Regions from separate parts of the Homo sapiens genome. Here region 1 is linked to region 2. A link is an interaction called in ENCODE POLR2A ChIA-PET data of the cell type or tissue named here. Cell type or tissue: PC-9. All regions are shown on one strand.

Region 1 (2,500 bases), 81 kb before region 2:
TTGGATCCATTCTCCCCGTCACTTTCAGGAACACCAATCAGATGTAGATTTGTTCTTTTCACATAGCCCCATATTTCTTGGAGGCTTTGTTCTTTTCTCTTCACTCTTTTTTCTCTAATCTTCTCTTCTTGCTTTATTTCATTAATTTGATCTTCGATCACTGATATCCTTTCTTCCACTTGGTCAAATCAGCTATTGAAGCTTGTGCATGCGTCACAAAGTTCTCGTGCTGTGGTTTTCAGCTCCATCAAGTCATTTAAGGCCTTCTCTAAACTGTTTATTCTAGTTAGCCACTCATCTAACCTTTTTTCGAGGTTTTTAGCTTCCTTGAGATGGGTTAGAACATGCTCCTTTAGCTCAGAGAAGTTTGTTATTACCGACCTTCTGAAGCCTACTTCTGTCAACTCATCAAACTCGTTCTCCATCCAGTTTTGTTCCCTTGCTGGCGAGGAGCTGTGATCCTTTGGAGGAGAAGAGGTGTGCTGTTTTTTGGAATTTTCAGCTTTTCTGCTCTGGTTTCTCCCCATCTTTGTTGTTTTATCTACCTTTGGTCTTTGACGTTGGTAACCTACAGATGGGGTTTTGGTGTGGATGTGCTTTTTGTTGATGTTGATGCTATTTCTTTCTGTTTGTTAGTTTTCATTCTAACAGTCAGGCCCCTCAGCTGCAGGTCTGTTGGAGTTTTCTGGAGGTCCACTCCAGACCTTATTTGCCTGGGTGTCACTAGCAGAGGCTGCAGAACAGTAAATATTGCTGCCTGATCCTTCCTCTGGAAGCTTTGTCCCAGAGGGGCCCCCTGTCTCTATGAGGTGTCTGTTGCCCCTATTGGGAGGTATCTCCCAGTCAGGCTACACGGGGGTCAGGGACCCACTTGAGGAGGCAGTCTGTCCATTCTCAAAGCTTGAACGCTGTGCCGGGAGAACTACTGCTCTCTTCAGAGCTGTCAGACCGGAATGTTTAGGTCTTCGGAAGCTGTCTGCTGCCTTTTGTTCTGATATGCCCTGCCCACAGAGGTGGAATCTAGAGAGGCAGTAGGCCTTGCTGAGCTGCAGTGGGCTCCACCCAGTTCAAGCTTCCCAGGCTCTTTGTTTACGCTGTGAGCACCAAACCGCCTATTCAAGCCTCAGCAATGGCAGACACCCCCTCCCCACGCCAAGCTGCAGTGTCGCAGGTTGATCACAGACTGCTGCGCTAACAGTGAACAAGGCTCCGTGGGAGTGGGACCTGGCGAGCCAGGCATGGAAGGGAATTTCCTGGTCTGCCAGTTGTGAAGACCATGGGAAAAGCACAGTATTTGAGCAGGAGTGTACCAATTCTCCAGGTATAGACTGTCACAGCTTCCCTTGACTAGGAACGGGAAATCCCTGGCCTCTTGTGCTTCCTGGGTGAGGCGACACCCTGCCCTGCTTCAGCTCACCCTCCGTGGGCTGCACCCACCATCCAACCAGTCCCAATGAGATGAACCACGTACTTCAGTTGGAAATGCAGAAATCACCCGTCTTCTGTGTCAATCTTGCTGGGAGCTGCAGACCAGATCTGTTCCTATTTAGCCATCTTGGAAGAATCTTGGAATATCTTTTTTTTTTTTTCATTTTACTTTAAGTTCTGGGATACATGTGCTGAACATGCAGCTTTGTTACACAGGTATACAGGTGCCATGGTGTTTTCCTGCACCTATCAACCCGTCACATAAGTTTTAAGCTCCACATGCATCAGGTATTTGTCTTAATGCTCTCCCTCCTCTTGCCCCCACCCCCTGACAGGCTCCAGTGTGTGATGGTCCCCTCCCTGTGTCCATGTGTTCTCATGGTTCAACTCCCACTTATGATTGAGAACATGCAGTGTTTGGTTTTCTGTTCCTGTGTTAGTTTTTTGAGGGTGATTGTTTCCAGCTTCATCCATGTCCCTGCAAAGGACATGAACTCATTCTTTTCTAGGGCTGCATAGTATTCCATAGTGTATATGTGCCACATTTTCTTTATCCACTCTGTCATTGATGGGCATTTGGGTTGGTTACAAGTCTTTGCTTATTGTAAATAGTGCTACAATAAACATACGTGTGCATGTGTCTTTATGGTAGAATGATTTACAATCCTTTGGGTATGTACCCAGTAATGGGATTGCTGGGTCAAATGGTATTTCTAGTTCTAGATCCTTCAGGAATCGCCACACTGTCTTCCACAATGGCTGAACTAATTTACACTCCTACCAACACCGTAAAAGCATTCCTATTTCTCCACATCCTCACCAGCATCTGTTGTTTCCAGACATTTTAACGATTACCATTCTAACAGGCAGGAGATGGCATCTCATTGTGGTTTTCATTTGCATTTCTCTAATGGCCAGTGATGATGAGCTTTTTTCCATATGTTTGTTGGCCACATAAATGTCTTCTTTTGAGAAGTGTCTGTTCACATCATCCTTTGCCCACTTTTTGATGGGGTTGTTTTTCTCTTGTAAATTTGTTTAAGTACCTTGTAGACTCTGGATATTAGATCTT
Region 2 (2,500 bases):
TCAGGGTGAAACTGACAGTGTACATGTGGTCTCTGACTCAGGAAGGTTTGACTTACAGTTTTTCAACTTTAGCATGGGTTTTTTGAGACATAGCCCCATCGTAAGTTGAGGAGCATAAGGATTTATAATAGTTCAGCTTATGAGTTTTTTGAATTTACAGTGGTTTAATGGGGTGTTAAATGCATTTTTGACTCCTAATTTTCAGCTTACAATGGGCTTACCAGGATGTAACCCCCAGTAGGTTTATTGGGACAACCCATCATAAGTCAAGGAGCATTTGTAGTTTTAATATCTTTGGATTTGAAAATGAAAAATATACACAAAGCTATATTACCAAAAACATTTTCCTTTACATATGAAATAAATTCATCTCTTGTTTTAGAGTTAATGATGAAGATGTCAGACTAATGTTATGGGACACTGCAGGTCAGGAGGAATTTGATGCAATTACAAAGGCCTACTATCGAGGTAAAACACAGGATTTATTTATTTATTTTGTTTGGGCATATTATTTTGGCTAAATAAATAATTTTGCTTTCTTTGTTTCCCGTATAAGGGCTTCTCTTGAAGAATAGTTAAAATAATTTCAAAGTATTTTTTAAAACCCCAGTTCATTATTCTTCTAAAGATCTTGTATAGTAGCAAATAATACCTGGTACTGTAGACAGTTTGTCTCTGCCTTAGAATTATATGACTCATGTAGGCATTCCCAGACCAAATCATTAAGAAACTCTTAAGTGCCTACTTTGACCCCAAGAAAATGACTGTATAGTCAGAGAGTGGAAGCTAACATACGAAAAAGTAAAGCCCTGGCAAATAAGATGGCATTTGTTACGACACATGAAGTCACATGGTAAAGCCTTTTCACTGCTGTAGGAGTTCAGAGAAGTATGAGATACCTGTGAAAGGAAGGAACCATGACTAAAGAATTTAAAGCTCTAAAATGTGGGCTAAAATTTCTTAAAAGGCTAAATTAAACTTCCAAATGGAACTTAAAAGTTTCCTTTAACATTTTCTTATAAAATTTTGCCCTTTTCTTTTGGAATTTAAAACACCATTTTCAGTGTTCCTGTAACTCAACTGCCAATAGTGATTAAAGTGAGAGAACACAGTAACAAAAGCTTGGTGGAATACCATGTGGCATTATAGCCTGTTGATGCCAAGTAAATATTAATTGATCATTCATATTGACAGGTATTTAATACTCTGCATTTCGCAGATGCTGTGGGAAATAAAAAGGCACAACTGATATACTGATTATCCCTTCTATGATGTCCCTCTTTTCTGAACTTTTCACCGTGTTGTAATTAAAACTTGTTTTCTAAAGACACAACTTCCTCTGCTGCCTTCTCTAAGGGAGGCTTTTTACCCATATCCCTGCATACTCACATTCCTCAAGACTTAAAGGCTGTTCGGCAGAGGTTGTCTTGTTTCTCACTGCTGCTTCCACACCATTCCTCCTCTTTTCTCCTTCCAAAACCTCGGCACCTTGAAAGTCCAGGTCATGAGACTTTTACCCACCACTAATCCCCCTGCTTGCTCTGGTCCATCAACTTCCTTTATGCCTCCTTTCTGATAACAGTGGCATCTGACTCAGTTTCTTCTCCATAATTGTTTGGATTACTTTTTGAAAATTCAGCCTGTTGCTCATTTCCTTGTTGTTTTCAAGGCCAACAATTGTTTCATTACCCCAAAATCTAAACCTCTATAGTCTCCTACTCCCTGACCACTACTGGTGGCTTGTGGCTTGCTAACTTTAATATCCAGACGCTGTCTTGAAACCATCGAGAGCTTCTCTGTTCATTGACCCTACCACTTTTTAAATATGACCTTCCACATGGCTTTACTTCTTTCCTTCTTCAGCTTAGTTTTTCTAGTCCTGTAAGCATTTGCTTGCAAGGACCTTTAACTCCCAGACCTGCGCTCTCTGCATAATACTTGCTCAGCAAAATGCCCAACCCAGTTAAACCCGACTATCTACCAATCTGCATCCGAGCACCTGAACCATATAGAGAATATCAGACAACCATTCAGACTGAACTTTGAAGCTAACATCACATAACCTTAATGAGTACATAGTGCTGCCAGGCACTCTCAGTGTTTTTTACTCAAGTCTCTGTCATTTTCCAAAAGAGCTCTTTTGTGTTTTCTCTTGCCTTAACTTTGGGAATCCCTTCCTCCTCTCCACTCTGCTGATTTCTTTGCTTCACTCTTCTTTGAGAAAATAGTCAGTGAAAACCATTTTATCCTTCCCACTACCAAATCACTTTCGTGGTTAAAACTCTTCAGCATCATATACACAGGACTTTACAACTGTGTTTCCCCTCGTCTGTCCAGCATCATCTGCTGATTCCTCACTTGTACTTCACCCTTGAGAAATCCCCCATTTTTTTCTTTTCTTTTTACACTATGCCTGGAATGCTTTCTTGTCTCTCTTGACCTTTTGCCTTCAGGTTTAACATCTCAGAAGTCTCTGTGAAACTTTCTGTGGCCCTCATCC

What was found. ChIA-PET counts read pairs that join two places held together with the same protein. Peaks named below come from ENCODE experiments on the same cell type or tissue, not always from the same donor. Only the 100,000 strongest peaks of a DNase experiment are listed, where the experiment ranks them.
Region 1: POLR2A ChIA-PET joins it to region 2 with 5 read pairs; 2 of 35 experiments call an interaction of 5 or more read pairs at or near these places.

The regions. Positions count from the first base shown.
Region 1 is chr6:57,286,866-57,289,365 of GRCh38, reverse strand. It overlaps a transcript of PRIM2 not described here. Among named protein-coding and RNA genes, the nearest start is that of LINC03001, 25 kb to the right of the region's middle. In PC-9, no CTCF peak of the experiment used is centred here; a DNase peak (open chromatin) is centred at 945.
Region 2 is chr6:57,205,596-57,208,095 of GRCh38, reverse strand. RAB23 (RAB23, member RAS oncogene family) reads left to right here. Exons shown (of 7, transcript NM_016277.5): 3 at 383-468. Among named protein-coding and RNA genes, the nearest start is that of RAB23, 15 kb to the left of the region's middle. In PC-9, no CTCF peak of the experiment used is centred here; no DNase peak of the experiment used is centred here.